Regions from separate parts of the Homo sapiens genome. Here all the other regions are linked to region 2. A link is a loop called in an ENCODE intact Hi-C map of the cell type or tissue named here. Cell type or tissue: PC-3. All regions are shown on one strand.

What was found. Peaks named below come from ENCODE experiments on the same cell type or tissue, not always from the same donor. Only the 100,000 strongest peaks of a DNase experiment are listed, where the experiment ranks them.
Region 1: a loop joins it to region 2, with 7 times the contacts of the local background. A loop is called at or near these places in 9 of 110 quality-filtered maps.
Region 3: it touches region 2 in a loop (6-fold over the local background); 3 of 110 quality-filtered maps call a loop at or near these places.
Region 4: a loop joins it to region 2, with 2.5 times the contacts of the local background. A loop is called at or near these places in 3 of 110 quality-filtered maps.
Region 5: a loop joins it to region 2, with 9 times the contacts of the local background. A loop is called at or near these places in 8 of 110 quality-filtered maps.
Region 6: it touches region 2 in a loop (2.8-fold over the local background); 2 of 110 quality-filtered maps call a loop at or near these places.

The regions. Positions count from the first base shown.
Region 1 is chr4:155,352,148-155,357,147 of GRCh38, reverse strand. It overlaps MAP9 (microtubule associated protein 9), which reads left to right. Exons shown (of 14, transcript NM_001039580.2): 9 at 1,264-1,432; 10 at 1,988-2,077; 11 at 3,808-3,969; 12 at 4,091-4,236; 13 at 4,420-4,552. MAP9-AS1 (MAP9 antisense RNA 1) reads right to left here and starts at 2,932. Exons shown (of 3, transcript NR_125937.1): 1 at 2,775-2,932; 2 at 1-59. In PC-3, a CTCF peak has its summit at 3,004 (motif pointing right); no DNase peak of the experiment used is centred here.
Region 2 is chr4:155,023,624-155,028,623 of GRCh38, reverse strand. No RefSeq gene overlaps it. Among named protein-coding and RNA genes, the nearest start is that of NPY2R-AS1, 180 kb to the left of the region's middle. In PC-3, CTCF peaks have their summits at 2,193 and 2,405; a DNase peak (open chromatin) is centred at 2,373; H3K27ac peaks cover 544 bases.
Region 3 is chr4:155,205,630-155,210,629 of GRCh38, reverse strand. NPY2R (neuropeptide Y receptor Y2) reads right to left here and starts at 1,994. Exons shown (of 2, transcript NM_000910.4): 1 at 1,561-1,994. NPY2R-AS1 (NPY2R antisense RNA 1) reads left to right here and starts at 2,458. Exons shown (of 2, transcript XR_001741894.2): 1 at 2,458-2,605; 2 at 2,815-5,000. In PC-3, CTCF peaks have their summits at 2,054 (motif pointing left) and 2,884; a DNase peak (open chromatin) is centred at 2,899; H3K4me3 peaks cover 2,041 bases; H3K27me3 peaks cover 2,067 bases.
Region 4 is chr4:155,177,365-155,182,364 of GRCh38, reverse strand. It overlaps a transcript of NPY2R not described here. Among named protein-coding and RNA genes, the nearest start is that of NPY2R-AS1, 28 kb to the left of the region's middle. In PC-3, no CTCF peak of the experiment used is centred here; a DNase peak (open chromatin) is centred at 2,954.
Region 5 is chr4:155,368,621-155,373,620 of GRCh38, reverse strand. It overlaps MAP9 (microtubule associated protein 9), which reads left to right. Exons shown (of 14, transcript NM_001039580.2): 4 at 165-485; 5 at 4,809-5,000. Among named protein-coding and RNA genes, the nearest start is that of MAP9, 5.8 kb to the left of the region's middle. In PC-3, a CTCF peak has its summit at 1,951 (motif pointing right); no DNase peak of the experiment used is centred here.
Region 6 is chr4:155,078,081-155,083,080 of GRCh38, reverse strand. LOC105377501 (a long non-coding RNA gene) reads left to right here and starts at 560. Exons shown (of 3, transcript XR_939372.2): 1 at 560-747; 2 at 3,151-3,292. In PC-3, no CTCF peak of the experiment used is centred here; a DNase peak (open chromatin) is centred at 2,980; H3K27ac peaks cover 441 bases.

The DNA of each region.
Region 1 (5,000 bases), 330 kb before region 2:
TTAGGGATTCTTTGTGCTCCAGACTGCTTCTGGAATAGAGCTTCTTTCTCCTACTTTTCCTGAGACAAGCAATATAAAATGGTAATAAAGCTGAAGTCTAGCAATGATACTTATTCATTATCAAGTATCATTGTCTAACATGAGAAATTGTACTGAAAGCCTTCAGAATCTATGAACTAAGTAGGTTTATTAAAATGATTATCTGTATAGCTTCATTCACACCAATGATAATGAATGCCTAACTCATAAGTGCTAATCAAAAACCTTCTGAATCTTTAAAATTATCGTTAGTCAAATTATCATTAATCAAATAAAACAGAGCTAGCAAGCTTTTTCTGTAAATGGCCAGTTAGTGCATATTTTAGGCTTTGTAGGCGATACAGTCTGTATTGGAACTACTCATTTCTGCTATTTTAACAGGAAAGCAGCCACAGGCAAAACTTAACATGAATGATTACAGCTATGGTGCAATAAACTTTGTATATCAAAACCAATGGCTGGCCAAATTTTCCCACCAATCCCTGATATAGATAGTACTATTCTTTCTAATTTTATATTTGGAATGCTTCATGTAACAAAATGATGAAAGAAAATATTAAAAGAGTGATTATAACCTACTGTATTGTTTTTTCCATGTAACTTGAGAAGTGGTCCATATTTCTTAAGTTTCTAATTACAAATATTTAAAAAGAGCAATCATTTTAAAGCTATATAACTTAAAGTTATAAAATTTAAATTATGTTGAAGGGGACATATTTAAGTTATGTCCCCTTCTACATAATTTAATATTCTTTGTATACTAAGACTGTACATTTTACCTACATCATTTTCAAAGTAATTATAATTTGTTAAATTATAATGTAGTTTCCAATTTTTTTTTTGAGATGGAGTCTCACTCTGTTGCTCAGGCTGGAGTTCAGTGGCATGATCTCTGCTCACTGCAACCTCTGCCTCCTGGGCTCAAGCTATCCTCCCACCTCAGCCTCCAGGGTAGCTATGACTACAGGCATGTGCCACCACGCCAGCTAATTTTTTGTATTTTTGGTAGAGACAGGGTTTCACCATGTTGCCCAGGCTGGTCAACAGCCCAACAGGATGAGCTCAAGTCATCCACCCACTTTGGCCTTCCAAAGTGCTGGGATTACAGGTGTGAGCCATCATGCCTGGCCAGTTTTCAAATATTATACGTGCATATTCTAACAGATCTCTCTTCTACCAAATGCAATTGTAATATTTTGTCTTGATTCATTTGGATCTTTTCAGATTAATGACCTCTGAGTTTTTGAAGAAATCTAGTTCTAAAAGGAGAACTCCATCGACAACTACCTCTTCTCACTATTTAGGGACTTTAAAAGTCTTGGACCAAAAACCTTCACAGAAACAGAGCATAGAACCTGATAGAGCAGATAACATAAGGGCAGCTGTTTATCAGGTAAAAAAGGAAAATATTTTTAAGAGAAGAAGAATGATCACTTTCATAAGCCTACACTGTTTATAAAGAATAAAGTAATCCTGATAGAAAATGATGGTTTAATACTTAAATTTATTGAGAAAGAGTTTCCTTTTAATACATGAGTAATCATATTTTACTAAATTATTTGCTTCCACACTTTGCATAACTGACCATAGTTGTTTTTAAAGAAAGAATATGCCATTGCAATTTATAGAAATACAGCACAAGCCAAAACATTGTAAAGTCTATATATGTTTTCATTTTTTTCTTCTTGAAGTTTATATGAACAAAAGGAGTTATTATGAACAAAAAGTTATTAAATTTTTTCTTTCCTGAGATGTTGTTAGGCGTACATAGGAAAAAGATTGTATTAATTTATTCACAATTCTAAAAGTCTTTTTTTGTCTTTTTTAGAGTAGAATAGTATACTTTAGAAAATTGTACATGTGAATTTCAGAGAAAATGTTAATATAAAGAATTCTAATTCACTTAAGAAATTTTAAATATTATATGACCTTTTTCTTGTTCTTATAGGAGTGGTTAGAAAAGAAAAATGTGTATTTACATGAAATGCACAGAATAAAAAGAATTGAAAGTGAAAACTTAAGGATCCAAAATGAACAGGTATTCTGACATATAGAAGTAAAAATGTTTTGGATTTTTATTTCAGTAAAATATCCCTGAATATATAACTTTTCTAAATCAGCTTTTTAAATGGCAAAATAACTTGTATATTAAAGAAATGATTTCCGGTTTTACTTCTGTTTTACTTTATACATTTTAGTTTGATATAACTGTTTTACATGAAAACAGATTTTAATTTTGTATATGTATAGGATAGCTTTGTTCCTGCTGATTATGAAGTTATTATTGTTTATGAGCACCTAATTCACTTTTAAAAGTTGATTTCATTTAGAACTTAACCAAGAAGGCCAGGTACTGTGGCTCATGCCTGTAATCCCAGCACTTTGGGAGGCCAAGGCAGATGGGATTCCTTGAGGTCTGGAGTTCGACACCAGCCTGGGCAATGTGGTGAAACCCCATCTCTACTAAAAATACAAAAATTAGCCAGGGATGGTGGTGGGCACCTGTAATCCCAGCTACTCAGGAGGCTGAGGTGGCAGGATCACTTGAACCCGGGAGGCGGAGGTTGCAGTTAGCTGAGATCGTGCCACTGTACTCCAGCCTAGGTGACAGAGACTCTGTCTCAAAAAAAAAAAAAAAGGCACGACAAGATAAAGGATCATTAGACACTAGTTAGCCTTCAATTTTCCTCTTTTCTCTCTTGAATTTTATAAGTATCTTCAAGTCCAACCCCTACCTGAACTCTTGATCTGTATCCTTTCCCATTGAATGGAGGTGAACTTTTGTTCCTGTCTCTTCTGTACTGAGTCTCTTCCTCTAACTCCTGCTTGTAATACGCTCAGTTATTTCTTATCTTCTAAAGTCAAACTTCTGGACAAAAACTCCAGTGTGCTGTTCAATACTAAAAATAGATTTAGAAGAAAAATATTTTCCAAGGTGAACTGCACGATAATGCGTCAGTAGTGAAGGGAGCAGCCCTCCAGGGGGCGTGCCTGTCTATCTGTTAACCACGTTCATAGCAGTATGCTGCTGTGGTCAGTGCCATACCCCTTCTCATTTGATTTTCGTAGCTCTGTGAGGTAGATAGTACTTTGACCTCTAAATTATGTTACCCCAATATTAAGGTTTTATGTCATTTAATATTGAACAATAAAGCAAACATAGAATATTATGGGATTAGATTGAAGGAAGTAAAATAATAACATAACTTGCTATACAGTCTCCAACCTATTTTTCAGTCGAGCACATACTTTCAACATTTGGAATACATTTGTGCAGTAAGAACTTTATGTTTTGATACTATTCAAAATTAAGATTTAAACCAAAAATCTGCATCTTACTGCATGGCTTGGCCAATTTGCCTTACTCTAACTTACTTTATAAGCCCATAACTTTACTGATTTTTTTTTCAAATATTTTATTATGAAAATTTTACTATACCACTTAGCCTATTACAGTTTATTTTGATATAATTTGTTTAGTACACTTTCAAAAATAATAGTTGACATCTTTCTCATTAATAGGTCAATATGTGATAAATGTTTTTAGAAAAGGACGTTTTAAAACCAATGAATAATTCAGATAACATTCTTTGTAAATTATCTAAGCCATTCTAAATAAATTACCTACTTTGAAAGTTAATTTCTAAGTATAATGAATATCAGAGGACTAAAGATAAATGTATATGTGTATATTTATATCTAGCCATATTTGTGTCTATGTATATATACATATATATGTATATCACTCTATTATTTTTTCCACTGTAGAAAAAAGCTGCTAAAAGAGAAGAAGCATTAGCATCATTTGAGGCCTGGAAGGCTATGAAAGAAAAGGAAGCAAAGAAAATAGCTGCCAAAAAGAGGCTTGAAGAAAAAAACAAGAAGAAAACTGAAGAAGAAAATGCTGCAAGAAAAGGAGAAGCACTACAAGTATTCAGAACTTTGCACATCTTAATTATTTTAAAACATTTGAAATCCAAATTAATGATTAACCATATTTTTATTTATTTTCAAATATTCACAGTAAGAAAATTATTCTGAACTTTTTCAGGCTTTTGAAAAATGGAAAGAGAAAAAGATGGAATATCTTAAAGAGAAAAATAGAAAGGAGAGAGAATATGAAAGAGCAAAGAAACAGAAAGAGGAGGAAACTGTTGCCGAGAAAAAGAAAGATAATTTAACTGCTGTTGAGAAATGGTAATCCAAAATCATAAATATTTTGATATATTTTAAATTATAGTAACACTTCAGGATTTTATAAAATTTATTTACTTGAAATTTAGTAATGCATTTCAATTTCATTACTGTCAAAGATGTACTAGGGAATCTTTATTATGTATTTTCCTTTAACTCTCCAGTGTTTTATACTATGCTCTATAGGAATGAAAAAAAGGAAGCTTTTTTCAAGCAAAAGGAAAAAGAAAAAATAAATGAGAAAAGAAAGGAAGAACTGAAAAGAGCTGAGAAAAAAGATAAAGATAAACAAGCTATTAATGAATATGAAAAATGGCTGGTAGGTATTATTTGTCAATGCACTTTCGTCTTTTTCATGTACCTTTTGTGTCTTTTCTGTCCCTAATTCTAATTCTATTTGCTCCAGACCTACTGATCATTTCTACCTGGAATCTGCTTTGTTGAATTCAAGCTCTCCTCCTGCATATAGCATATTTTCTTTGACTTAGTCATTTCTATTAATGTTTCTACTATTCCCTCAAACACCCAGGCTGAAAACTTGTTATAATCTTCTTCCTTACCTGCATCCCCACATTTACCATTTACTATTCATGCCCATTCTTCCTTTGCTGTGATTCTCACATCTAACATAGAAAGAAGACAAGTTTACTATTGAGGGTACTACGTGGTGGAACTTGGTCATGACAAAAAGTAACACTGAACTTAATAGTGAGAAAATTATTCCATCTTTTATTCTCTTTTGATGTTTCTGATGACCTCAAGGAGAA
Region 2 (5,000 bases):
AGGGAAAGAAAGGGAAGAAGGAAGCTAAGAAATCTGGAGATCATTGAGTCAATAATTATTTTGAAATTAAAAAAAAAGAAAGTAACCAGAAAGCAAACCACGAATCTTAATAAGCTAACACTTATCATATATAGACCACAGGAATAGCGTTAACAAATATTACTAGAGAGCAAGATGCAAATAAGCAAAAGGGACAGATCAGAAAAGGTTAAGAGGGGGAGGAGAAAACTCCAATAACACATCAGTGTCTCTTCAACATATACGAATCACTTGTGTTTCTGCTGGTGGACAATCAAAAGACACGAATCCCAGGCCTGTTGAAATAAGGTCTCTTTGTTACTGATCATAGATTAAGACAAGTGCTATGGGTAAAAATAAGAGAAGGAAAGCCAATGTTGTTGTATAGCTGTATGCCACAAAAAACACAAAAACATAGCCACATAAACATTTGGGGCCATTTATCTGATTGTACATCTCAAATCTTTTGTTAAAACAAAATGATAACAAATACATATGATGCTCATTCATTTTGTGTCTTAGCCATTAAGTGGAATACTCAGCAAGCTAAATGAGCATTACTTAATTTGAAAAACTTTTGAAACCCATTATCTAACTTGTCTAAAAGGGCAACACTTCCTTAATCGTTCTAATTATTTTCATTAATATTCTCAATGAGGAAAGACAATACAGTCATTGCAAGTTGCTGACCAGATGTGCCAAGGAAGCAAATGCCTGGCTGCCAAAAACATAAAATAAAAACAGCAAAACTTTGTGAGAATAATAAATAATTGAAAGCTAGCCAAAAGATTCCATTATTGAAAACTAAAGGTCACTTTTTATTTGAAAATATATCATTATCACTTCTTTCTGTCCAATCCCAAGTTAGAATAGTGCTAGAACTATAGCTTCTCAGAATCATTGCTCTATCTCTCCTGGATTCTCTCCCACAAAATCCCATGTGCACCTCTTGATTCCTCTGTACATGGATAGATGGACACATTCGTGTCTTGTGAAAAGCCTGTTGATATGCATCACATCCTATTCCTTCAGTCTCTCTTGCTAAGAGAACTAGAGAAAGTGGTAGTAGACAGAGTGGCCAAAGAGAGGGTGGTATGTGTGAGTGGGATGGGGTGCGGTTAGGCATAGGACAGACACACTGAGGACTAGATGGTAAAGGTGTGCTCTGTTGAAGGGACGCAGTGGGTCCAGGCATAGACTGAGGAGGTTGAAGAGTCCACTCTAGACTTGGGAGGTATGGAAGAAGCAAAGCGATCCAAGTGGGAGTGAACAGAAGTGCAGCAAAAGGCAGTGGGTGGCGGGTATGCCGAGAAGTGTTTCCTTTGCCCTAATTAAGAGTCACTTTGAAGGTAGAAAAGAGAAAACACGTGGTGACTGTTACCTTTATTGGAATCTGATGCTAAAAGGATGATTGCAGTCTGATGATGAAGTTTAATGAAATAATTGCTGTGAAGCAAGAACTAAAGTTTCTGATCATTGCTCATAACAAGCTAATTATTTGAGAGCCTGTTCTTCATTTTGTACCAAAATAAAGTAGTCAATGATAACTGATATTCCTTAGGCATAAGACAAACAAAAGGATAGAGCATACCGGGGGAGGGTGATAAATGTACACTTCCCTTCATTTAATAGGGCTTTCAGCTCTGATCAACACATGGGAAAATGCAGCTAGATCATGCCCTTCACTAGTTAATAGGGAAATGAGTCAGAATCAGCAGATCTTTTAGAATCGTGCTAATCGGTATAAAAGGAAACTCACGCAGACCAAAGAGAGATGAGGAGAAGCAGGGGATAGAGCTGGGGCTTAGGGGAGGAAGGGAAGAGGGTACAAAGGAAAAGACCTCATCAATGTGGTACTAAAAATGGACCACGATCGACTAAAAAACTGATAACCCCATAAATGTTTGACAATTTGAAACAATAGAGGCATAATCAAATGAATTCAATTCTGTGAATTTTGACCTAAATGATTGAAATTGGAATACTAATCAACTTATTAAGTTTGTATGTCCCAACAGCTTAGTAGCTGTTTAAAAATAATACACATATTTTAAAAGATAAAAACAGTATTTTTATTTCAATCTCAGCTAGCATTAGTGACAGATGTGTGCCTGGTGGGTACTGTGTCCCTTCTCAATGTTTGGAATTAACAAGGATACTGACACCCTCATTTTCTGTCCCACATCCATTTTCATACGGCCCTTGCTTTTTCTCACAGCAGTCACTAAATCCCAGCTTCACAAACATACAACATCACTGAAAGGAATGTAGTACAATCTAGTGTGAAACCGTGAACCGCCACAAGTAGCAGTTCACATGATATCCACTGAAGTTGCCGCATGTCCCTCAAAACTCTAGAATACCCTGCAGCGCCCCCTGTGAACCGTGTGTGGTATTCCGCGGTGCCTGGTTGCAGTTTGAGAACCATGGGCAAAGGTACTTCTTCAACATACGTGGGAAAAATTGGCTTAGTCAAAAAGTAGGTATGTCAAATTAAAGTGAAAAAACAGTATTTTGAATCTAAAAACTAGTATTATCAAAAGCTTAGAAGGTTGAAAATACATTTGATGTTAGAAGAATGGCAAGTAATTAGTGAAAACAAAAAATATGTGTTGATCTCTGCTATGTGCCAGCTGCTGTTTAGCAGTGGAGACACTGTGGTGTACCGGGTGGACATGATCATCTGCCTTCATGGAAAGTAGATATAAATAGATACACACACAACTGCAATATACTGGGATAAGGATAAGGATGGGGCAAAAAAATCAGATAATAATAGATATAGTATATATTTTTATATAGTATATAATATATATTATTTATACATCAGTAATGTTTATTGGTTATTAATATTAAAATATTACTTATAATTAATATATATTGTTTTTCTATATTATATATATTTTAAATATCCATATTATGTATATTTTTATATGGATATATATGGATTTATATGGATTTTATGTGGATATATATCCATATAAGATATATATTATATATATCAATATAAAATATATATATGTATATATTTATATAGCCATATATATTTATATAGCCATATATAAATTTATATAGCCATATAAATATATATGTTTATATATATCAGGTTTCTTACTCTGATATTGTATATTAATGCTATGAAGAAAATGAGGATAGGATAAAGGGGCCTAGAGAAAGTGATGGAGAAGTTCTGTGAGAGCAAGCCTTGAAGTGTGCTCAAATTGCTGAAAGTCAATCTGCATAACTGGAACTCAGAGTAGAAGGGTGGGGTTGGGGTGGTTGAGGGTGAAGGGTAAGAGATAAGACTGAAGAAGGTCCTTGGTCTTGGCAAATCCCTGTTCAAGCAATTTAGCTTTGTCTCAGATGATCGGGATGGATTTTTCCACTTTAAGGATTACAAAATAAGAGAAAAAGTAACAGTATAATGTTATACTGTTTTAAAATAATTTTAACCAAAAAAAAAATCATTGTATAAAATAAGAACAGCAAGTTAGTTTGAGGTACAATTAGATCTTCCTTCTGTAAGAGCTGAGGCTTGGTCTCTAAGACCTGAGGTTCAAGTCCTATCTAACTCAGGTATAGTAAATCCAGATTTGACAGTCTCCTTCACAATACAAAGAAGAGGACATGTCATTTGACAAAGCCAGCTTGAAGCTTTCACTTTGGCTCAGCTACTTTGGTGCAGGGACATTCTGATGCAGCTTCAAAAACTTAAAATTTCAGGGACTTTTTTCATTTAAAAAGCTTTGTTGTTTGTACAGATTATAAAAATAAGTCATGGTATTGTAAAAGCTTCAGACAATAATTATAGAAAAATTATTCAAAATATTTAAAGTTATGAAAAAGGGTACTTAAGAAATATGTTTAATAAGATCAAAATCACCCATAATCCCATATCCAGAAAGAACCACTATATACATTTTATTTTTTTATATCTAATATATATTTTTTATTATATCTTAAGTTCTAGGGTACATGTGCACAATGTGCAGTTTTGTTACATATGTATACGTGTGCCATGTTGGTGTACTGCACCCATTATCTCATCATTTACATTAAGTATATCTCCTAATGCTATCCCTCCCCACTCCCCCCACCCCACAACAGGCCCTGGTGTATGATGTTCCCCTTCCTGTGTCCAAGTGTTCTCATTGTTCAATTCCCACCTGTGAGTGAGAACATGCGGTGTTTGGTTTTCTGTCCTTGCGATAGTTTGCTGAGAATGATGGTTTCCAGCTTCATCCATGTCCCTACAAAGGACATGAACTCATCCTTTTTTATGGCTGCATAGTATTCCATGGTGTATATGTGCCACATTTTCTTAATTCAGTCTATCATTGTTGGACATTTGGGTAGGTTGCAAGTCTTCGCTATTGTGAATAGTGCCGCAATAAACATACATGTGCATGTGTCTTTATAGCAGCATGATTTCTAACCCTTTGGGTATATACCCAGTAATGGGATGGCTGGGTCAAATGGTATTTCTAGTTCTAGATCCCTGAGGAATTGCCACACTGACTTCCACCATGGTTGAACTAGTTTACAGTCCCACCAACAGTGTAAAAGTGTTCCTATTTCTCCACATCCTCTCCAGCACCTGTTGTTTCCTGACTTTTTAATGATCTCCATTCTAACTGGTGTGAGGTGGTATCTCATTGTGGTTTTGATTTGCATTTCTCTGATGGCCAGTGATGATGAGCATTTTTTCAAGTGTCTGTTGGAGGCATAAATGTCTTCTTTTGAGAAGTGTCTGTTCATATCCTTCACCCACTTTTTGATGTTTTTTTTTCTTGTAAATTTGTTTGAGTTCATTGTAGATTCTGGATATTAGCCGTTTGTCAGATGAGTAGATTGCAAAAATTTTCTCCCATTCTGTAGGTTGCCTGTTCACTCTGATGGTAGTTTCTTTTGCTGTGCAGAAGCTCTTTAGTTTAATTAGATCCCATTTGTCAATTTTGACTTTTATTGCCATTGCTTTTGGT
Region 3 (5,000 bases), 180 kb before region 2:
ATCTGAAACAAATCATTCATATCTTGGAGTGTATGTTTGATAGCCCACACCATATCCCCTAGACTAAGAAAGAGACTGGTTTTAGAGTACAGTTACTCAATCCTGACAAGCCATTTAGCCATTTACAGAATTAAAGAGACTCCAAGAGGCTGGAGTTTGGAGGTTATACCTGACTAAATTGAGAGGAAGCATGAGATTGAAGGTTACTAGGAGGAAGAGTATACTTGATTTTTTGATTTGCTTTGCTTTTTCTTCTCAGTCTTGTTTTATAAATTTTGAAGCCCTTTTATTTACAACTTCTCTGTAGGAATGGTTGTTGATCTACAAGCTCTTAGAATATAGACAGTGTTAGCTGTGCTTAAGCAGGTTACTCCCTTCAGCCAGGTCAAAACATTACCCAGAGCAGAAAATGCATCATTTCATGACAGCACTTCTGGAAAAGTGGGAAAGGAAAATGGTACACAGAGGAAGTTGCCATCAAAAGCACACAAAGGAAACAGCAAGCAGACAAGGGAATAACCTTTCTTTGAAATAAGGCAAAATGAGATATTTACATTACTTTAAGACATTTAAAGAGAACTTTTACTGGTACAATTTTCCTGAATAAGGGAATCCTTAGAAACTTTGTCATAGAAACATTTCTTTGCAGAATAGGAAAAGAGTTTCAGGACTTCCCCCAGCAGCCCACCACCCGAGATTCAAATAACCTCAAGTTATTTGAGTCAGAGACCAGTTCATGCTTTGAGGAGAGATGTTTAAATCTGTGGGGGCTTTTTGCAACAATATTGTCACAGGTTGGCCTTAGTAAACCTACACATCTTATCAAGCACAATGTCTTCCAGAACATTTTTCCCAGGGAAAAATATCTCAGAAATCAGTCTCAGAAATCAAAAGCCCTGCATTTGCCTACACTAATTAGTTCTAGGAATGGGGGCAGGGGAGGGGGAAGAAGGGAAGTTTCAAGAATGCTACATACAAGACATGATTGTTTGGCTAATCAGTAGAAAGTTGAAAATATTCACCAAAGGGTGTGGGAAGCCTTTCTTTGGAAACAGCATCTCCATTTCATGTCACTGAATTTTAAATGATGTGTACCTATTGCAAAAAGTCTCAAAGCTTTTAATTTTGCCTCTTTCCCTGCCACCAAAAGCTCCTGCCAGTGGGTGAGCCTTTCTGATGGAAAATGAGCAAACGCTTAAATGAATGTGTCTCCTCTTGAACGGCTTTGGAGAATCCAATAGGACCTTCTGCTTTAGACAAGTGTTTGATTTTTAAAGAGGCAGGAACAATAACAACTTACTGTTCTGGAAAGATAATGACCTATCTCAAAGAAGGGTCAAGGAAATAGTAAATAATCTTCAACAGAAAAGGGAAAATCTAGAGAAAGTAGAAAATGGGGATGGTATTACATCCTCCAAATCGCCACCTCCCGCCTAAAGGAGGAGGAAAAAGTCCATACACTCATGAGGACCTCCTCATGTCCCTCTTCATAGGAACCGAGCGCTCCTCTAGGGATTTTCTTGTTCCCAGGAGGTGATCAGAGTTAGGAATTACACTTACTGACCTGGACCTCGCGTTTTTGCGGAGACGCGGAAACAAGATGTGTGCAGTCCGTCTGTCCGATGATTAGCCAGCCGACCTGGAGAGGGCCCTGGAAGGTGCCCAAAGGCAAGTCCGGTTCCGTCCCCTCCTAGGGTCCAGGACAGCCCGCGCCGCGCGGGCGGGCAGCCGGAGCAGTCAGAGCGGCTGGGCGGTTGGCGCTGCCGGGTCTGCTGCCGACCTCTCAGGCCAAGCGCGCCTGGGCACCGCACTCACTCGCGGGGTGGGCGGGTGAAGGTGGGAGGATCAGAGATGGGAGCGTGGGGAGGGGGGCAAACCCCACCCTTAAACACAAGAAAACAGGTGCAGAGGCTGCGGGCGATGGTCCTGCAGGGGAGGGGACTGGAGGAGAAGTTTTGGTGGCGAGGGAGCAGGAACAGTGTCCAGGGTCTCTCAGCCGCCTCCCGGGCTTGCAAGCCCGCTCAGCCAGACCCTACCCAGAGGGGCGCCCCCTCGCGGGTCCCCAGCCACCACCTGCAGCTGCTGCTGTCACCTACTGTGCCACCCCCAAGTTTGATACTCTGGGCGTTTGCGCCACCCCTACCTCCCTTCCCTTCCACGAATCTCTCCCTTTGCTCTCTACCCCCCAGTTCCGCGAGAGCTGGCCCGGCGAAGACAGACCTCCTGGACTTGAGGCCGACTTCACCAAATCCGCCCCGGGAAAAGGCGAGGGCAAAGGCGGGGCGGACAGACCCAGCTGCGGCTGAGGGACTGCGGTCCCTAGCAAGGCAGGCGAGCGAAGGAGACCTCAGGCTGGCGGGAGGAGGGCCGGGGCTGGAGAATCCCCGCGCCTCGTAGGGGCTGAGAAAATTCCACAACTTCCAATCGAGAGTTGTTTTCTTTTGTGTGTGTAGGAGCAGAGATGGGGAGCTGGATCCGCGCAGAACCCCGGAAAAGCGCCAGCAGGATTGCACCGAGAACAAATCCTCCGCACCCTCGCCCAGGGCTGGGGCGCAGTGCGCTGGTGCTCCTCTAGCTGGGCGGTCCCTGTGCTCCAAACGAGAAGGTAAAGCGAGTTCAGATCCTGCTGCCCATGATCAGCAATTTCCCTAACAGGTGTCTGCAGACAGTTTATAAGTTGAGTAGTGCAGATTCAGACTCGATAGCCAGGAACCTGTGTAGTGAGCTCTGGCTCAGGTTAAAAGCTAGGATAGGGATAGGATAGGAAAGCTATGGGACACGAATAAAACACAATCTCTCTCTCTCTCTCTCCAGATAGCTGACTTCCGAATCCTTCACTCTTTGATCCTGACCCAAGCCACTCGTGCCACTAGGAGCGCATGCCTATGGAATACTCGCTCCTGTCTCCTTGTGGTGAAGCCTTCCGCTAATGCCCAGAGCCTCCCAGGCTGGATTAGTGGGTAGGAGCAAAACAGGATAGTGGAGACAATCAGCAGAGCAGCAGCGTCTATTTCCTCGGGATTCCTCCCAGGAACCCTATTCGAAGCCATTCCTTCTAAAAGTTTGCAGCCAGTCTCTCTTTCCTTTGTTGGTTTTAAGAGGAGGCAGTAGAGCTACCTACATACAAAAACGAAAGCCTGATACTGGTAACCTAAGTCTTTACTTAACCATCCTCTTCGGAGGCTTTGCACACATTACTTTTCCTCTATGCATTGTCATTTCTGAAATAAGGATGGTCATACTGGTGTGCTTGGAATTTCTCTGAAATATACTCCTAAAAGATTAGATTAAGATTAGATTCCGCTACTCTAAAATGAAAAAAAATATTTATCTGTTTAAAAAGGTAATACATATTCTCCAAGATGTTAATTAAAGGCTTCCCTCAAATGGATTGGATTTTCAGTTCCTTCAGGGTTTTCCACACCCTAATAGTATTGCATTTGTAAGGCATTTTTACAGTGTAACCTGAAATTAATCTTCAGTTAATATAGAATTATGCCCACAGGAGTATAGGAATTGTTTATAAAACAAAGCAGCCTGGGCTTTTCAAATACCTAGAAACAAAGGTAAACAGAAATGGAAATATTTAACATGTTCTACACAGTTCCACTTAAAGTCTTTTAGTAGTTGTTTTTGTTTTGTTTTGTTTTGTTTGTTTTTTCCTTAAGAAAGTACTCTTTGCCCAAATATGTGTTATATGTGACAGGTTCCATTCTTCTCAATATATCTGCATTGGTGAAGAATGAACCATATACCAATAAGTTATAACTTTAAAAGAGTAGAAATGGATTTAAACAACGACCACAAAAACAAATCAAATATCCAGCAAAACAGATGAGTGTTGTCTTTTAGAGCAATTGCTTTGGAAAATTCAACTGATTTCACTGACATTGATTGCACAAAACACATTTTATCTTCTTTAAAATTGCCTTTCAGAAGCGTATTAGCAGCCATAACCAACTATTTGCCTCACTCTCTTATAGACGTGTGTTTGTCTTAGTAGATTCATATAGTTCCACAGACATCTAGTCAGCAACCTCAAAAGAGTAAATGGTCTCTATGATTAATGTCCTTTAATAAAGTTCAGAATTGGATGAGAAACTGATAAACTGAAATGAAAGTCACTTCATAGTGTATCATATTATCAAGGAGAGCTGTGGGAATTAGCTTATGACACTTTTGTGCATCACAGTCTAATTCATATCCTTAAATGTGCATACATATCCTGTGTATTGTAGTAACAATGAACCACTCTGATGAATGTCCATAAACCCAGTTGTGACACTGACAGGAGTTTGGGAGTTTGTGGAAGTGGTGGTGAAATATCGATTAATCCAAATTGAAATAGGACAAGATTATTGATGCTTGATTTCTTTTGTATCAAATCATTTAGTTGCTCAGGAAATTCCATTTCTAACCAGAATATGTGCTGTGACTGCTCTTCAAATAGACAACAGACTCAAACTCAGATGCCTGCATGGTTAGGGCCAATGACATAAATGGACCAGCATGCTAGGTTGTAGGAGAGAGTGGAAAATGTTGATTGCCATAACACCTTGAAGAGCACAAAAACACATGCTATAGCTAAATGGGGAGATTGCTTCTCAGAGTACACTCAGCTGGCCTGCAAAAATCTTGATTCAGTATTGTCAGATACGATTTTTAAGAGAAGCAAAATCCATATTGTTAAAAATCTTCTGAATTTTAAATAAACCAAATTAATTTTTAAAAATCCAAAACTCCTAGTGGACAGGCCAAAATAAATAAGAAATCATAGATAGATAGATAGATAGATAGATAGATAGATAGATAGATAGATAGATAGCAGCCTGACTCATCATGGGCCTCCAATATTGTAACATGTTATATTAGTATTTGATGTCTGACAAATCTCCTTAGATATTTAAAACATAGTTCTACTACCATTTCCCCTACCCCATAGACCATTTCTCAATGCACAGAAATACAAAAGGAATACAGCCAAAGATTAGTTGCCAAAT
Region 4 (5,000 bases), 150 kb before region 2:
AGTGACAGATGCATATTGCTTTTAGGGGTAGTTAGTGCAATTTGTCTTAAATTCTGAAAAGGATAAATATATATACAGCTAAGACCAGTGGACTCCAGAAACATGGTAGCTGACTCAAATTATACCCAGTTTTAAAAACGCTTTTCCTTTTGGTGGTGGTGTGAGGGGTAGGATGGAGCAATGTGGTTGGAATCGAGGAGTTATATAATTTAACTTAGATAATAACTTAGATGGTTGATAACTCTTTTAGTCTTGAGGAGCCCATGATTAATTAGCCTTTAGTTATTTTCTCTGTGAAACAAACCATTCTGCTTATTCCTTTAGTTCTACTGCTTATTGGGGAAACCACACTCACTTTGCACCTGACAGTCAAGTTGTATTTTTTTGGATTCCTTCCACTGGGACATTCCATCATCCCCATTGAATTCAGAGAGCCCATTTTAATGGTAACCTGTTCATGTTCATCCTTCCTCTACAAAGACCCACTACCATGAGTGTTATGGAAGTCTGTGCTAGTCCCACCAATGTATTTGTCAATGTCTTGGTGTGGAACATCTTAGTCCATTTGGGTTGCCAAAACAAAATGCCATAAACTGGGTAGTTTGTAGACAACTTTCTCACCATTCTAGGGGCTAGGAAGTCCAAGATGAAGGTGCCAGCAGATTCAGTGTCTGGTGAGGACCCACTTTCTGGTGCATAAGTGACAACATCTCATTGTGGCTTCACTTGGTGGAAGGGGCAAAAGCTCCCTTAGGCCTGTTTTATAAGGATACTAATCCCATTTATGATCTAATCTTCTCCCAAAGTCTCCTCCTCTTAATACCATCACCTTTAAAGGTAGGGTTTCATATATGAATTTTGAGGGGACACAAACATCCAGACCATAGTAAGGTTTTTTTTTAATGCTCTTTTACAGAAGATCCTTAAAGAGATAGGTGAATGGTTGGCATATTCTATATGTATTCCAACGTTTATTTCTCCCTAACTCTTTGAATATTTCACACCACTGGTGATAACATCCTAAATTCTGTGCTTCAGAAATGTGTGAGGGTTTCTTGGAAGCCACAGTGATGGGTGGATTGGAGGGTACCACAATCATTTAGTGAATGAGATCAAAAGAGTCTAGATATCCTGAAGTATCAGGGCAGTTCCTCACTATAAGAAGTTATCCACGTGCTGTGTAACTTTTGAATGCACTACCGGGTAATTGTGCATGTGAAGAGCTTACAATTACCCTATAACTGATCCTGGAAATGACCTCCACGTCATGTAAAAAGTACAAAGTATGTTTGCACAGTTTTATTCATTCTGACTTTTCTAGTAATACAAATAAAGGAAAAATATAATTTGTTTATGTCTTCAACTTTACTAACAGTTGCTCACCATTTTGATAAAGTCTCATCACTGACTTTCAGACTATTTATTTTACTTGAATCACCAATAAAACGTAATTTCATCAGTTCGAATGTATAGACATTACTATCACATATAATCTATTTATATATAATAAATAAATATGTTTTAAAATGTCAAATATAAATAAAAATGTTAAAATCAAGAAAATATTTAAAATTGGATGCTCTTATTTCTCATACAAATAGACAGTTACTAACATGCCTACTCTAATACAAAAACTGTAAAAAACATGAAGCCTAATTGGAAGACTTTGCAAAGAAAAAATAGTCATCAAATATATATATTAGAGTTCCAAGATTTAAGGGAAGACTTAGGAAACCTCAATTTTTCCCTGGAATATTAGAAAAAAATAGTCAGAAGGATAAAACTGTATTGTTTATCACAAAATAACAGAATCACAAAATGTGTAAGCCATGCAAGTTGGTAAAAATTATCTTGTCAACTGGTATAAGAAGTATAATAATGAAAGAATATGTAAAAAAATCTATTCCACTGAGCAATCATATTGTTTCAAGTTGAGGGAAGATGTAGAAAATCATCTGTGTAATGAACTGCATTCAAGCAAATTTTCATGACAAGTGGATGTTAGCACTCTTTGTGTTAAAGGAAAAAAGTTTTTCCTAATTGCACATCTAAAGTTTATAAAAAATACAAAATTCATAGCAGGAATGTTATTTTTAAAATTACTGATGGCAGCATTTCTGCTTCCATGTGAAAGTAACAGTTTCAGGCCAGGTGCAGCAGCTCATGCCTGTAATTCTAGCTCTTTGGGAGGCTGAGGTGGGAGGATTGCCTGAGCCTAGGAGTTTGAGAACAGCCTGGACAACATGGCAAGACCCCATCTTAAGAAAAAATAAAGAAAAAGAAAAAAATAGGAAAAGAAAGTAACAGTGTCTGGAATCACCCCTCTGTTGTAAGCAATGAAAAAAAAAAAACAAAATAAAATATAGAAAAAACTATGTTTACATACTAGACAATAGAAAGTATAGGACTTGTCTCTCAGACAAAGCAAACCACTGAAATGAATACTATGATCTCATCAGCTTTCTTCCAAGAGAAAATTTCAAGATGATGGAAGAGAGAGTGAGATTCTTCCACTGGTCTTATTGACTTGAGGAGATGGAGACCAGATCTTAGGGAGATCAAGCAATCTAGAATTTGTGGGATAGAATATCAAAAAAGAGGAAACTTTGCAGTTAAGGCTACAAAATCTGCATGGGGTCCTGTTGGGTCTTGACTAAAACCCAAACTATATATGCAGAAAGTGAGCTCGCATGAGCCAACATAAGACAAATTCCTTGGAAACAGCAGTTGCCAGAGATGAAAACTCCCAAGAGTTCATACCGGGGCAGAAAATATATGAGTTGCCACTAACCAGAGTTGAAAAGACTCACTGTATACACAGGGCAGTCAGTGAAGATCCTAAATTGCTCATATCATAGAAGTGGGGGCTAAATAAACCCAAGGGTAGTGACTACTCTAAACAAGCCTTCTAAAAGGCTTTAAAAGCAAGCCTCAAATGAATCAAACTGTCCCTCAAGTAACTTGACAGCTTGCCAAAAAATTTCAACACCACTTAAAAGGAATACAACAAAATCTGGCACACACAAGAAAAATCCACAATATCTGGCATCCGGTCAAAAATAAGTAGACATACAATGAAGCAGGAAAATATGGCCCATAACCAGGAAATGTCAGATAACAGACATAAACAGAAATAAAGATATGATAGAATTAGCACACAAGAACATTAAGAAAGCTATTGCAATTATGTTGAATATTCTCAGGGTTGTCATTGGAAACATTAATGTTCATAATTAAGAGAAAAAATGGCACATATGAAAAAGATAACTTCTAGATATGAAAAATACAGTACTAAAAATAAAAATATCACTAAATGAAATTACCAGCAAATTGGTCTTTGCAGGAAATAAGAAGTATAGTGAGTTTAAAGATAAAGCAATAGAAACTAGCAAAAATGAAGAATATAGAGAAAAAAGCACTAATTATACACAATAACTCGGTGACCTGTGAAGAAATATCAAGTTGTCTAACATTTGGGCAATGGGAGTTCCAAAAGGAGGAAGGGGAGAAACAGCAAAAGTACTTGAAGAAATATCTGCAGGGTTTCCAAATTTAATGAAAACTAATATCAGACAAAGCAGACTTCAGAACAAGTAATTTTAGCATAGACAAAGGGGGACTTCATTAATAAATATAAAGCATTCTATTTATTCAGATTTGACAATTTTAAATGCACGCACACTTAATATGCTTCAAATAAGTTTCAAAATATATGAACAACTGAAATAGTAAAATGATAAAGAAACAAATACACAAATATAGTTGCCTATTTCAACCTCTTCTCTCAGTACTTGTAGAACAAGTAGACAGAAAACCAAAATGTTATAGAAGACTTAAACAGCAGTATCAACAAATTCCTCCTCATTGACATTTATATAAAAATTTACTTTATAACTTCGTGTACATATTTTCAGAAGTATATGAAACATACGTCAAGCTAGTGCACATGCTAAGCAGTAAAATGAGTCTCAATAAAATTAAAAGAATTAAAATTATCTTGAGCAAAGATGGAGTTAAATTGATAACAAGATAAATATTTACTGCCACATTTTGCTGCCTTGAAACCCACACTTTTTGGGTACTGCCTCTTCCAGGAGAGCTGTTAACCTAACACAGCTTCATCTTCCCCTGACATTCATCTTGGTAGTTTTTAAACAGTAGTTAAGATACAAGGAAAGGTGTGAATGAGGAACAAGAGCAGATGATCTCACAGTATTTCAAAGGCAAGTAGCTGCCAACCTCTGGCCTTAGCTTGGTGGGAGGGGAGGAAGAATATTTGAAGAAACCTCAAAGCAAGCAACTAAATTCTTAGACTAGAAATATTCTTATAACTAAAATTAGACTGTTTTGTGACTACACAGAACCATAGACCTGCTTATAACTTCAGAGTAAGCAGAAATGCCATATGAGGTAAGTTTCCAACCAGGTGCTATGGTTTGAAGGTAGGTTCTCTCCAAAATTTATGGTGAAACTTAACCTCCAATGTGGTGGTGATAAAAGGCAGGGGTTTTTGGTGTGGTGGCTCAAGCAGACCTAGGTGTGGCTAAGGCTGCTGCTCTGGAAGATACAGGCTGTAAACTTTGATGGCATACATGTGGTGCTAACTCTATGGGTGTGTAGGGTGCACAAGCTGGGGAGGTATGACTGCCTTCACCTAGATTTTGAAGGATCCCTCAGAAAGCACAAGCAGAAAACTAACACAGGGTTGGGGCTACCACAAAGACACCCCACTGGGGCAATATCCAGTGGAGCCATGGGAGCAGGGCTATGCCTGCACTCCCAGAACTATTGAGCCACCAGCATGCAGCACCAGCCTGGGAAAACTGTAGGCAGGGGGCTTAAATGAGTGACAGCTGAAACATTTAAGTTGAACTGGTGGGGACCCCAGTGTGTCCAGAGGTTCGACATGGAGTCAAAGATTATTGTCAAGCTTTAAGAGTTAATGTTGTTTGCCTTGTTGAGTTGGGGACTTACTCGGTACCCATTAGCCCTTTCTTCTG
Region 5 (5,000 bases), 340 kb before region 2:
TTAGCTGTGTTTTTAGAGCTGCAAGTCTATTTATAAAATACATTTGTGCCTATTCATTGTTAGAATTTTGTTTGTAGCTTTTAAGGTAAACTTTGATTAAGTTAACGTAACCTTGACAATTTTTAAAAATACTGTTGAAAACATTTTTCTTTTCCATTTTTCAGTTTCTTTAGGTGATTTTTCTGACACTTCAGCAGATGAAAATTCAGTTAATAAAAAAATGAATGACTTTCATATATCAGATGATGAAGAAAAGAATCCTTCAAAACTATTGTTTTTGAAAACCAATAAATCAAACGGTAACATAACCAAAGATGAGCCAGTGTGTGCCATCAAAAATGAAGAGGAAATGGCACCTGATGGGTGTGAAGACATTGTTGTAAAATCTTTCTCTGAATCTCAAAATAAGGATGAGGAATTTGAAAAAGACAAAATAAAAATGAAACCTAAACCCAGAATTCTTTCAATTAAAAGCACATCTTCAGGTAATTTGTTAGGATTACTGTAATTGCATTTCTTGGAAGTTTATTTTAAGATAATCAGTCCCAAAATTTTTATATGGTAGCTAGTATATATTTAAGAAAAAAAGACAGACTTAACTTCCATTTTACAGACCTGTTGTATTTTGTCTAACTTCAATTTTACAGACCTGTTGTATTTTGTCTAACTTCAATTTTACAGACCTGTTGTATTTTGTCTTGCATCTAGGCTGTTGCCTGATAGAAAGCCAAAGCACAAAGCCAAAGCACCTTTAGTCATCCATAGCATCCATAGCTGTGGATCTCCAGACACCTAGACCTGTGAGCTTCAGTTTTGTTTGTAGGTGTGGAACTGGAATGGAATGCTGTCTAATCCCTCTCACACTCCAAAGATTAGAGTTACAGCAATATTGAGACTAATCCTTCTAACAGTCTTTGCCATACCAACATTGTGCCAGAAAATTTTCTTGACATTTGTATATTTGAAGGATGAGTTATGTTATTGCTGCTGTTGTTTGTTGAAGCATCCAGGCACTCCTTAAGAGAATCTCCATTTGATCTCTGTATTGCCTATGAAAATCTACTAAGATTCAGTTTTCCAAAGGAAAGTTCCTGGTGTGATCTGGGATTACAGTTAGTTCTGCCCACAATTTTACTGAATTTTAAGCATAAAGGAACAAAGATAGAATGAAACGGAGACCAAGTCCTGTCACATACCCTGGGCCACCATTCATGAACTTGTATATGCAAGGTTAAGGATTTTTTGTTTTTCATTCTTTGTATTTTATAAAGGAATTATTAGTTGATGTTAACCTTCATAAAAATCTCCTTGCATATCATCAGTAAATACAGTGCTGGTAAATATTTCATACTTTGCATATTAGATACCAGTGGTAACGTCAGACAAAACTTTATTTCAGGCATGTATTGGGGAACTGCTCCTTTCTTCCTGACCCCACAATCTCATTAACTTTGAAATGAGCAAAGGATGTAAGCAGAGCAAAGAACACTAGAATAATATCCAGGACACTGGGGGAAAGGCCTCTGTATATTATATATGACTTCAGCAAATAAGTTAAGCTTCAGTATCCTCATGATGAGGAAGCTAAAAATAACCCTCTTTCTATTCCTGCAAAATTGTGAGAGTTTATTGAAGTGCATCTCATAAACTATAAAAAACTACAAAAATGCAAACAGATGCATAATGAAACAATTAACTTGTTAAAATGTACCTTCTAAGTATAGTGAGTGAAATCAATGCTGGAGAGAAGAGGAACATAATTGAACTTCGTTATTAAGAAAATGCGAGCATATATAGCAACTAAAAATTTGTCTGAGACAGGTGGATGTATATAATTAGAAGTTTATGGTAGATAATCAGGAAAGCAATAATCCACCTATTTCATACCTTAAAAAAAAAAAAAACCTGTGGTGGGTTACAATGAATAAGAAAATACTGTATTTTAACCACAAGGTGGCATCAGGATCCTAAATGCTCTACTTATATATGCAATGTTATATTCAGTACGTGTAATATAAAAATAATTACCTAAATAGGTAATTGTATACATTGATTACCAAAAAAAGCGCTTTTCTTAAAGTATAGGCATTTTTTTTTCTTTTTGGGAACTTGACAGTACTTCTGGAAGTGGAATTTTTGTAGAAAATATATTAAAGTTGTCATTCTCAGGTTCTTCAGGTTGAAAAGTAAAAATTGAGGCTAGTGTTCCTAAGATAATATCTGGCATATATAATAAGTATTTAAATGAATAAATTAATATATGAATGATTTATCTTTGAAAGAGGGAATATGGTTCATGAGTTTATCCTCTAAATTCTTTGACTTTTTTTTTTTCTGTACAGGTTTGGAACTCAATGTTTTTAATGTGGTGAGATATTGCTGAGTAGCAAGTAATGCTTTATGAAACTATTAGAGCTTGAAGGTTTTCTCTGTCCTTGCTTGTCTTTTGTAAAAAGTATAATAACCAGACTTTATAGTCACTACTGAAGTGACAGTTGCTCTATAAAGTGAAAGTATTTTTCACAGGATATGTTTTTATTTTAATACTAACATGACTGAAATCATGAACTTTGGAGTCAGGATGCTTCTCCTTTAATCTGAGATCTGCAGCCTGCTAGAGTTTGTGACTTTGGGCATGAGACCTCTTTGTTCTCATTTTATTCATCTTTAAAAACGGGATAATAGTTGCCTGCCTCTAGGAGTTTGAGGCAATTAAATGAGTTCACATATTTGAAGTGCTTAGAATAGTACTGGCATAAATTTAGCACTCTATAAATGTTCTGATTATTCATTTTATTATTTAGCGTTTGTTTATAAACATGCTCAGCAGGTATAAAGTATCAGTCATGCGGGATGCGTAAGTTCTAGAGATCTGCTGTACATTGTGCCTATAGTTAACAGTACTGTCTTTTGCACTGAATGTATTAAGAAGGTAGATCTCATGTTTGTTCTTACCACAATAATAAAAAAAATTGACTCAACACCTTCTTTCAGGCATTATATAATATTCTGCTTAAACTGAGGCTCAAAAGACATGCAAGCATTTGTCAGGAGGAGAAGCAGGAAGTGGATATTCTAGGCAGGGGGATCAGCTTAGGTAAAGGTATGGTAGCAGGAGGGATTGGAGGGATTGTGGTATGTGTGCATGACAACTGTTAGCCCAGCATTTCAGAAACACAGATGACAAAATGGCTGTAGATAAGGCAGTGAAGGACAAAACCATAAAATCCGTTTTATGTTGTTTAAAGGCAGTTAAGCTTTTATTCTGTAGGATTGGATCATGGGGAGCCATTGAATAATTTTGTAGAAAGGAGTGATGTGATCTGATTTGGATTTTGTAAATATCATGGAAGCAGTGATCTAGGAAAGAGTGGATAAGGACCCGACAGCAGGGATGTAGAAAGTGGAATAAATGAGATATTTGGCAATTAGAATTGATAGGATATATTGATACTCTGGATTTAGGGGATAATAGAGGGAGGAATCTAGAGCCCTTGGATTTGGGGTTGAACATTTGGCTGGAGTTTAGGATGTAGCTAAAATTGTCAGCTACTTATAATAATACCAATTTGGTATGGTTGTGGAATCTTCTGGCAGAATCCATAAGCCCATTTTTAGGTAAATGGGAGGAAGATGTTAATTAGACCAATTTTGAAGTTGAGAAAAATGCATTTGTAGAACAATAGAAACATAAATATGTATAGCAGGTAAAATGCAGGCAAAAAATATATACATGGAAAGTCTTCCCATTGTTTCGAATACTGGATGCAAATCAGCATTTGATTCTTGATTTAAACTTAGAAGTAATGGAAAGAGTGAAATTTTAATAAATGCTAAAGAAGTTTTATGGACTCAGAACAATTAACTCATAAAAGATTCCTTCCTCTAATGAGAGTTAGCACTCCTATCCCTTGAGTGCCAACATCATCATCTTTGTCCTTATAATAGCACTTATAATCTTAGTAATCTAGTCTTGTAATTTTGTTTAGAAAAATCAACCTGTAAAGTACCTGGACAGGTCCATTGCCGCTTTGTTGATTATGAGGTTTAGTAACGTGTACAGGGCTTGGTACTCAAAGGCTTGATGGATGAGCCTCCTCATTTTATAGTGGTAGAAACTGGGGCAAGATTTTGTTTTGTTTTTTTATTTTTAACATTTTTTTTTTAATATTATAAGAGTTCACAATGTTGAAGAGTTAACTTCTTGTGACTGGTTACTTTCAGGATGACAACTGTTTCTTTACTTTGTTTTTTTTTTGTTGTTGTTGTTGTTTGGTTTTTTTTTTTTTTTTAGATGGATTTTTGCTCTTATTACCCAGGCTGGAGTGCAGTGGTGTGATCTCGATCTCGGCTCACTGCAACCTCAGACTCCTGGGTTCAAGCAATCCTCCTGCCTCAGTCTCCTGAGTAGCTGGGATTACAGGCACGCGCTACTAAGCCCGGCTAATTTTTTTGTATTTTTAGTAGAGACAGGGTTTCACCGTGTTAGCCAGGCTGGTCTCGAACTCCTGACCTCATGATCTGCCCACCTCGGCCTCCCAACGTGCTGGGATTACAGGCGTGAGTCACCGCTCCCAACATGTCGGGATCACAGGCGTGAGCCACCGCGTCCGGCCTGATTATTAACCATCATTTATTTGTGCCTTACTAGAGCTCTGTATAGAGAAGAGTTGTGGGCTTCATCTGGACTCTTCAGGACAGAGAACAAAGGGGCATAGGCACAGGAGGGAAGTATGGTAGCACCCAGAGAGATAGATAAAGCCATGGTCATTTTTTTATACACACACTTTAAGCATTTTATTTTTCAGCAGAAAACAACAGCCTTGACACAGATGATCACTTTAAACCATCACCTCGGCCAAGGAGTATGTTGAAAAAGAAAAGTCACATGGAGGAGAAGGATGGACTAGAAGATAAAGAAACTGCCCTCAGTGAAGAATTGGAGTTACATTCTGCACCTTCTTCCCTTCCAACGCCGAATGGCATACAATTAGAAGCTG
Region 6 (5,000 bases), 54 kb before region 2:
AAAAACTTCTAGATGCATATTGTATTGAAATGTTACACAGTTTAAGATAACGTACTAACTGCTATATGCAGGACAGTTCCCTTGGTGGCCTTGGATGGACTCACGTTCTGTCCTCCACCGTCCCACCCCCTAGGTTCTCATGTGTCGTTCTCAAGAATAATTGTAGAATGTGCTTGGAATGTAATAGCCAAGACAAGTGGAGAACTGGCTAGAACAGCCCAGACTCTGTTGCAGGTCCCCAGCCCCAGAAGCAGAGGGTCCTCACCGCCCTGCCTTACTATGCTTTAACGTCTTAGTGCATTGAACCAAGTGGCCCCAGGATGTGAAACCTAGGGTGACTGCTTTCCAGGCCCTCAGCTGCTGTTCAAGAGAGGCATGCAGAGTTGATATTCCATCTGCCCCAGGCAGCTTTCTTGAACTTTGAGGAACCTCTTTGAAATGAATCCAAGGCTTCTTTTGTCCGTTGCTGCCTATCTGCAAGTGATAAACTCGCTTCATGTAACTTGTGTTTGTGGGTCTTCTGTCTCACTAGACTCAGAGAAGTTGGTATTCAGTGCGCAGTGACCTGCTTCACGCTGTATTATTTCATCACAGATGTCAGGATTAAAGAAAACCGGAGCTGTTAGTAGAGAAACTATAATAACACTATTCTGTATCATTAAATGGAATATTGAAAATTTTGATGGAATACCAGAAAAAAAGAGAAGAGTAATCAGAGCTATTACTTTCAGCAAACTACAAGTACAGGTATGTCACCAACAGGGCAAGATATAAATTTATCCTCTACCTCCATATCAACCACATCTCATGAATTTGAAGAAAAACTGGAAGAAAAAAAATGACCTGTTACACACAGGTGCTTTCTACTAATGCAGATACATGACTATTTATTATTATTACATAGTTAATTATTATATATAATTTATAGAACAGTTATGTAAATTATGTATGTTATAATGTATACTTTATACAATTGTTATATAAATGATATAGTGACTTGAAATATATTTTATTTGAGGAACAAAAAAATGCTTTTTAAAAACTCAGTGGTGTCATGTGGGCTGGTAGCAGCCCTTTCTGATCAATTTCTAACTTCATCAGGAATTGTTTGCTTTTTAAGGAACATAACTTACTCAAGTTGGTTTAAATTAAAACAGGAAATTTATTTTTGTAGAAAGGGAAGCTTTATGGAATGAAAGAACTGGGAATGAAACTGTCTTCATGACAGCCTGAAACAAGCACCTGGAGAGTACCCCACACTGAAGGTGCCCAGGTACTCTCTTGCTGCTCACTTTCTGGGGCTGCATGGTCACTTGTCTCTGCTTTACTCTGTGCCTGTCTCAGGCTTCTCTCTCTTTCTAAAAACCAACATTCTTTACTGCTGTTATACATGACAAATATAGTCAATGTAGTCATGTGTGCACACTTGCTAGATCCTCTTTGTCCTCCTTCCAAGTTACTAAAGGACAATTTCTAGCTGGTTCAGTTTGGGCCAGCCAGCTCTGGCTAAAAGGGCTGGGCAGTGTAGTGAGGACCCACTTGGCAGGGACCATGAGGTCTCACTTCATGGGCAGCACAGGCAGATGTCTCACAGAGTACCGGCTCTATCTCTTATCACAGAGGATTTTTTTCTGCCCTGCAATACAGGGTAGTCACCCTGCCCTGCATGAAACCAAAGTCTCTTAAGCTTCAGCACCGGACTTCTTATGGAGTCATGGAGCTCTTTTAGCTCCGGCAAATCCTGCTGTTTTTCAGTTTTCAGAGGGATTAATATGGGTGGAGACCTCAAGAGTGCTCACTTCATGTTGATAATACATTCCTAGATTTCTGGCAATCTAGGAACACTGTAAATGAAAGGTCTTCTGTCTATAAAATTATTTTTGGCTTCATGGACCACCTAAAAGGGTTTCAGGGACCCCCTCCACCCCGCAACAGAGGTACATGGACTACACCTTTGGAACTGCTGGTTTGCATTATTCAAATTTTCCTAAGGGTTTATTTTAAGAATAAAAGAATTTCTAATGGAGTCAAAGGGCTAGAACTGGAAATGAAGGATGAGCTGTTGCATATAAGTGACTGGAGGGAAGAGATTAGGAAGTTGAAGCATGATGTCATGCTTAAAATTTTACCAGTCTTGCCAAGCCTTATGGATTTATGCCTGAGTCTATGCAAGCAAGCCTATAGGCAGAATCTGAAGGAACTGTACACATAGGGATTCTGTGAGATGTGGGGGCCTTCTCATCTTTCAGTGCATGGAGGACCTCAATATATACAGGGCTATTTGGAGCATCAAGAAATAAAATCCTTGTTATAGACATCAGCATTCTCAGGGCAAGAACTGCCAGATAGAGTATTAATAGTTGTGGGATGCCCTCATGGGTTGTGGAGAGAAATGGGCATCTCCAAAGGGTTAAAGCAGAACATGGATTACAACACTTTCATGCTCTCATATGTGACATCCCCAGAGACTCTCAGCGGTAATTTTATGTTATTTTAAATTATGTGAAAGATACGATATTACTAGGTGGATCCAGAGGCCAGGGAGATACTAATGTTACCTCATTTGTACTCAGAGCTGGAAGGAATGAGGTGCATGGTCCTCATCTATTTAAATACATTGCCTCTTTTTACTTTCAAGATTGCAAAAAAAATCTTTAGTTGACACACTACATTTTTTATCAGTAATTTCAAGTTTAATATTTACATAGTCTCAGTAAATTTGTGTTAAATAATTGCATCTCTGCTCTGTACCATTTTCTGATCGGTAATTAACAAGACTGTGGTCCCTTCCATTTAACAGGAAACAAGGCAGAAAATGGACCATGCCCAATTTTTGATTTTTCTCTCCCCTAGAATTGGTTCTTATAATGAATCTTGAATTGTTCTTTTCCTGGCAGCAGTCACTTGGGTTTCCTGGCAACTGTCACTTGGGTTTCCAAAGTATATTCAAACCCAGTTTATGGGATGCCAGCATAAATGTCCTGTGAAAACACAGGATGCATCAAGTATGAGTAAAATGCCTAACTCATGACTAACTTATATTCATGGAAGAGCTCTTTTTCTACTGGGGAGAAAAACAATTATTTCCTGGCCTTGGTTTCAGTCAGCTTCATTGCTAAAACAACCCAAATTGTTTCTACTTTATAACAGTTTTCAAAGGCAAGAGAGAAAATGTGTTGCCAAGGAGACCCATTGTGTGCAGAGGAAGGAGGAGTAATGATACCTGTGACCATGCAGCTATAATTTCCCCTGCCTCCATCTCTTGACCTGCAAGAGCTCACAAAAGATTGAGGTAATGTGAAGACATTGATAAATCCCTCATGGTCTTCAGATCGTATTTCATACCAATTCCTCTCAATCCAGTAACTTTGACATATATTTGATGTAACTTCCTTGATAGCAACAAGAAATAGCCCAGCATGAGCAACCAGAGGTCACAGTTTTGCAATAATTTTACTTCTTGTGTGGAAGGTAATTTACTCAGAGCCCTAATGTACCTGGGAAATAATCAGACACAGTATGTTGGTTTACATTGGAGTTATCTAAGAACTTCAAGAGACATATACTTCAGGGCCATTGTATCCTGAAAAATCATGGTGGTCTTCCATGTTCATCAAGCTTCTGTCCTAAAGTTACAAGTCCTAATGTTTTCTCCTTTTTTAAAATAATTGTATTTTAAATATCACTTAATTAACTCATTTTTTTATTTCCATAGTTAGAAAAACCTAAAATTCCTAAGGCAAATGAAACAGGTAATGTTCCACACACTAGCTATGTGAAATTATGCTGTAAAAGGAATAATTTTGCCCAGAATCTGCCGACAGAATGAGAAATATGAGAAGGTAGTAAAGAGAGGTTCTTTCTGAGGTAGAGAAGTTCAGATGGAAATGAACTTAGCCTGAGGTGGCCAAAGGAGGCAAATTCACAGGGAAATCTAAAATTGAAATCTTGAAGGGAAACCAAAGATCATGGTAATTAAGTAGTACTGAGTTTCAGACCAATCATGAAAGCAAAATTAAAAGGAGAGACATTAATTGAGAGCAACAAGGTCTATGACACTCAATGTTGAATTAAAATTGTGTGGACTGAGTGGCTGTTGCAGAACACTTCCCTGTGTTGTTGGATGTATCACATGGAGCAGGAGGGATGGCTTGCTAATACTATCAATGATCAGACAAGAATGAAAAGTGAGTTGCTCTAATATTTACTTTAAGTCACAGAGCCATTTTCTTATTATTTTAAAAAATCTCTCTGTATGAAAGAAATGTCACTATACACTGTACAAGGGGGTTCTATTTGGTCAAAGGCTATCAAATACCAAAACCCATTAAAATTCAGGACTTTCTAATGAACCTATTTAGAATGGGAAACAAGTCCTTTGGTAACTGGCATATTTTGCTGAATCAGTTGTGACTCTCCTTTCATGTTATTTTGAAAATAGCATTATGAGTGTTTGCCTCAATAAACACACTCACTACATTAATTGTAAATTTATTGAATTTAAGGACACTTTGCAATTGTAAAAATACTTGCTTAGTTTTACATTACAGTAATATATAGCATTACCATCTATTTTCAATGGTACTTTTCTTTTTTTAAAATAAAAGTTCTCTCTGGAAATCCAAAATTGACTAGATCACATGAGTCACTGAGACCTGACAACACTCATGGTATACCCTCTGTTTTGCATTGCTATAAAGGTATACGTGGGGTTGGGCAATTTATAAGGAAAGGAGGTTTATGTAGCTCATGACTCTGCAGGCTGTACAAGAAGCATGGGTGCTGGCATCTGCTTCCAGTGGTGGCCTCAGGCTGCTTCCGCTTATAGCAGAAGGCAAAGGGAAGTCAGTGTGGGCAGAGATCACATAGTAAGAGAATAGAAAGATGGGTGTGGAGGGAGGTGCCAAGCTCTGTTTAACAATCATCCCTCATGGGAACTAACAGAACAAGAGCTCAACTCATTACCAAGGCATTCATGAGGGATTTGCCCCTATGATCCC